2 separate regions of the Homo sapiens genome follow, and region 1 is linked to region 2. A link is an interaction called in ENCODE POLR2A ChIA-PET data of the cell type or tissue named here. Cell type or tissue: K562. All regions are shown on one strand.

What was found. Peaks named below come from ENCODE experiments on the same cell type or tissue, not always from the same donor. Only the 100,000 strongest peaks of a DNase experiment are listed, where the experiment ranks them.
Region 1: POLR2A ChIA-PET joins it to region 2 with 5 read pairs; 9 of 35 experiments call an interaction of 5 or more read pairs at or near these places.

Annotation. Positions count from the first base shown.
Region 1 is chr22:46,141,673-46,144,172 of GRCh38, reverse strand. LOC124905138 (a long non-coding RNA gene) reads left to right here. Exons shown (of 2, transcript XR_007068140.1): 1 at 1-747. Among named protein-coding and RNA genes, the nearest start is that of PPARA, 7.6 kb to the left of the region's middle. In K562, no CTCF peak of the experiment used is centred here; no DNase peak of the experiment used is centred here; H3K27me3 peaks cover 1,186 bases.
Region 2 is chr22:46,012,117-46,014,616 of GRCh38, reverse strand. LOC124905134 (a long non-coding RNA gene) reads right to left here and starts at 1,036. Exons shown (of 2, transcript XR_007068136.1): 1 at 807-1,036; 2 at 1-120. RefSeq lists silencers at 505-594, 745-934. In K562, a CTCF peak has its summit at 1,039; DNase peaks (open chromatin) are centred at 376 and 1,006; H3K4me3 peaks cover 930 bases.

The DNA of each region.
Region 1 (2,500 bases), 130 kb before region 2:
AAGACTATATCCTTTATATTCTTTTGTTGTTGTTGAAAATACCTTTCCTTAGTGGGAATTGCTTAGATGAAGTGCTGATATTGGTTAGCTTTGACTTGGCAAAACCAAGATATTGGCAAACACCATGTTTGTCTCCAAAGCTGTTGAAAATGGCACCCATCTGTAAGAGCCCAAGGTCCAAGGGCCGACCCCTCACCCCTCAGATGTGCTTTATTTACTGATAAACATACAGCACCAAGAATTCTTGACATTTTCCCAATCTTTCCATGCCAGCTCTCTTCTCCATTTTATTAGTGATATTTATTTTCAAGTCAACACATTGGTTTGTGTTGAGACTTGCAGCGTTGGAATATAAAGTTCTATGTGAGGCCCTGATTTTGATCTTTCACAAAACCAAGGAGCAGGGTGCGGGCTACAACCTTGAGAACCTGCAGGAGCTACGCCCACACGGGCCTTGGCTGGCATGACATTGGACACCCTCCCAGGGGGGCCCCCGGCCTGGGGAAGAGCCTCCTCTCTGCCTGGGAGCCTCAAGGTGTGCAGAGGAGGGAGTTGGCTGGAGCCAGATGTGTGAAGGCAATCAGTGTTTCTCTGCAAGGTGACGGTGGCGTGGGGCAGGCAGACACAGGACCAGCATCCTGGCAGGCAGGGTTCTTGGATGGCTGGTGGGGAAGACAGGCTGGGAGACTGTCAATTCATCGTTCCCCCTCTCCAGGTGGAGGCATGAAATTAGATCAAAGCATCTTGGTGAGTATTCGTGATGAGTTGAGTTTTTAAAACAAAACCAAATAACTAGCTAGTGGGTGCTCAGTGGGTGGCAAGGACTGAGTTGGCCTTTCCAAGCATGACCCTGCTTCCCTGTCCAGCGTGCCCAGTGCTGACTTTCTCTCAGAGAACATGGTGGGCTCTGGGCTCCTGTGGAGTTTCCAGGACGTTTTCTCAGCTCTGCCTGTTCCCTGGCTCCCTGAGACTTTGGAGTGCGCTGCAGGAGGGACTGGCCATCTGCCCGGCCTGGTCTAGCTGCTGTTCACTCAGGGTTGGGTGCTCTCAGTACCTCCTCTCCCTGCTGGGCTAGGAGTCTGCCCTCACTGCCTCCTCATGCCTGGGGCAGACCTCAGTTTCCCACTAACCCCATTCTTCTAACTCCCTCTCTGTGTGCCTGCCTCCCTCATCACACCAGGAGGGGCTCCGGCAGAGGAACCCTGCCTTCCCCCATGTGTGGCCTCGGCTCCTAGTAGGCAGAATCCTTCCTGCTGCAAAATGGCTCCAGCTTCATGCTGCCCACCCTTGGAGTAAGAGTCAGCCCTGAGCCCAGGCAGGCCAGGGATGTGACTGAGAAGCATAAGCAGTGGGCACCTGGAGGGCCAGAGACGCAGGCTGAGGAGCTGGGATTGTCCTGCAGACAATGTTCTTGGGCAGCCAAGAAAGATGCTTGAGCACCGGCGGGCTCAGATGCAGGGGACCTTCCCAGTCCCCTGTCCTCACCTGCTCAGAGCCGGCAGAAGGAGCAGGAGCGGGGTCCTGAGACACTGTTCCATAAGGGACAATGGCACTGCTGCAAAGATACCACAATGGAAAGTGGTCTTGCCCTACTCGAAAGACAGTAGTTTGAGTGGGAACTCAAAAGTACCACTTGTGAGGCACAAGTCTGTCTTCTTTCTTTCCTTTTTTTTTTTTCCTGGTGCGGAGGGGAGGTTGGATCTTGCTCTGTCACCCAGGCTGGAGTACAGTGGCACAATCATGGTTCACTGCAGCCTCAAACTGCTGGGTTCACATAACCCTCCTGCCTCTGCCTCCTGAGTAGCTGGGACTACAGGTGTACACCACCATGACTGGCTAATTAAAAGTATTATTATTGGCCGGGCGCGGTGGTTCACGCCTGTAATCCCAGCACTTTGGGAGGCTGAGGCGGGCAGATCACAAGGTCAGGAGATCGACTAAAACACAGTGAAACCCCATCTGTACTAAAAATACAAAAATTAGCCAGGCGTGGTGGTGTGCACCTGTAGTCCCAGCTGCTGGGGAGGCTGAGGCAGGAGAATGGCGTGAACCCGGGAGGCGGAGCTTGCAGTGAGCCGAGATGGCACCACTGCACTCCAGCCTGGGCAACAGAGCGAGACTCCATCTCAAAAAAAATATATATATATATATATATATATATTTATTATTATTATTACTATTTGTATTATTATTTGCAGAAGGGATCTTGGTATGTTGCCCAGGGTGGTCTTGAACTTCTAGCCTCCAGTGATCCTCTCACCTTGACATCCAAAGTACTGGGATTACTGGCATGAGCCCAGTGTGTGGCCTCAAGTCCATTTTTTAAAGTATTTCGGTGGCAAGCTTATGCAGGCATGGCAAAGCAAAAGTGATCAAATCCAGTGAGGGTGCTGCTTACAGGGAGTTAACAAGTGACTCGGGTAATTATGTAAATTCTAAACTCTTAGCATCCGCCTCAGAAGGTGTTAGATTCAGGAAATGGCAAACAAAACTGAAAACA
Region 2 (2,500 bases):
CGCCGGGCGTGGTGGCACACGCCTGTAATCCCAGCTACTTGGGAGGCTGAGGCAGGAGAATCGCTTGAACCGGGGAGACGGAGGTTGCGGTGAGCCGAGATCGCGCCACTGCACTCCAGCCTGGGCGACAAGAGCGAAACTGTCTCAATAAATAAATAAATAAATAAATAAAAATACAAGAAAGGAAAAAGAAATATTGGAGGGGACTTGGGGTCCAGGGCTGGGCAGGGCTGAAGGCGTAAACATGTGAGAGTCTGGAGCCGGATGAGGTCACGAGAAGACAGGCGGGACAGGGACAGCGCCGTGGGTGCCACTCGAGACACAGGGTGGGCGGGGCCGGCCAGGCCTGGAGCTGGCTGCCACCGGCTGCGGCAGGAGGGAGCTGGCTGCCGCCATTTCAGTGGAGGGTGGCGACAACCCCAGTCTGGAGGGGGCTGAGACCTGTGCTGGGGGCCGCCCGGGGTAGATCCTGTCTTGAAGGTCTGGCGGTGGGAGGGAGGGAAGGTGGCCGCGGGTGGAGGTGGGCGTGGCGCCAAGGGCGGTGTTCCCTGAAGAGCGAGAGTCGGAGCCCGCCGGCTGCCGCAGGGAAGGGAGCGGCGGAAGATGCGGAGATAGAGGGAGGTTCCCAGGAAGGCAGAGGGAACGGGCAGGCCCGGAGGAGCAGGCGGGAATGTGGAGGGGGGTTGGAACCGCAGCACAGAGGGTTTGGGCGCACAAAGGTGAAGGATGTCCCCCGGGAAGCCAGAGGGCACGGCAGCAACTTGCCCGGGTCCCAGGCCTGACTTTCACACACCCCCACCCTGCACCTGGACGGTGACGATCTGCTGGGCCCGGTGGCGCCTGGGAAGGCGGCCGGGGGGAGGTCCGAGTTACTGGAAAGTGCAAGTTCCAACCCAGAGCTGCGCTGAGCAGGGCCGGGCTGCTGGGGCGCCCAGGGCTGCAGGTCCTGGCGGGGCCTCTGGGAAGGCGGAGGGCGCTGACTCAGGCCCTGACTCACCAGGGGCTGCCCTGCGGGGGATCTGGGTCCGCCGAGTCCGGGGAACCTCTCAGGTCTGCCCCCCAGCGACCTTTCCTGGGAATGTTCCAGAGCGGTTCTTACTCCTTCCTGGAGGGTGGCTTCTTTCCTTCCTCCAGAGTTCAAAGCCATTTTCTGCACTTGGCCCCATGGCCTCTGAGCTCAGAGTTCACCCCTCATGGAGCTGGAAGGGACGGTTTCTAGAGAGGCCTCCATGCTTGGACCAGGATGAAAATCCTTCACCATCTTCAATGCAACAAGCTGTTCACGGACCCCCAGTGCCATTCTCTCATTCGTGTGTTCAGGCGTCCCTCATGCCCTCACTCATTTATTCAGCCCATGTGTTCACTGGGGGCCCCGTGCAGGGCTGGGGACGCTGCCATGGAGGAGGCGGAGGCACCCTTGCCCCAGAGGGAGCTCCTGTGAATTTCACTGCCAGCAGCTGGGAGGCTGGTGAGAGACTGTGGAGCCTGCGTCGGGCCAGGCCGGGGAAGGCCTCCTGGGTGATGAGGGCGGAGGTGGGTGCAGCTTGGTGGAGGCCAGGAAGCCCCGAGAGGAGGCCGCCAAGGCGTGGTGGGTTGGGGCAGGTGAGGGCAAGGGGGTGGAGATGGGCACAAGGCCTGGCTGGCACCATGGAAGGTGCAGCCACCCAGACCCCCAGAAGGAGGCTGAGTGTGGGGCCGCAGGACACCTGGGGGCCATGGGACAGGAGGGAGGCCCTGAGGCAGTGCCTGCCTGTGGGTTCCCCACCCCTACACCCCCCATCTCAGAACTCCCTCCAGGGCACACAGTCCTCAGCCGTGGTCCCTTCAGGGTTGGCCCGAAGGTCCTGGCTTCCGTGGGTCAGCCCCATCGATCCAGAGCATAAGGTCCAGCCCATTCTGCCCAACTCAGGCCAGCTCTGGTCCCTTTGAGCTGCAGAGCTCGCATAGGGTCAGGTACGCACAGGGTCCAATTGCTGCCCCTGCCTACGCCTGTGTCCTTCCCTTCGGTCCCCAGTGTTGGCTCCAGGGCAGCCCTGACATCCTGCTGGTGCAAGCTTGCCTCGGAGGCAGCTTCCGGGGGCCCATGTGGCTGCCGGGTCAGCAGAGCATGCTGCTGCCTGCCCCTGGGCTCCAGGCTGTTGGGCTGAGACCCCACAAGCTCCCCTGCAGGCAGGCCGGTGGTCCAGCCCCAAGTGGGGAAGTGGCAGCGGGAGGGGTGCTGGGAATGCCACTGCCAGGGAGCCCACAGTGACACAGACCAGGGAGCTTCTGCAGGCCTGGGAGCTGCTCTGTAGATGGCACCCCTTGCCCTGGGCCCCATCCTTATCTCCTTTCTCCTTAAAATCAGAGCCTCTCCCCTGCAGGCCAGCCCAGTGTCCCTCAGCTCTGGGTCCTTCTAGCCTCAGTGCCCCTTGGCTTCCCATGCTGCTGAATCACAGTGATTGGGATGACAGGGTCCCGCCTCCTCTGCCTCTGAGTTCCAGGACCGCAGACGCCATTG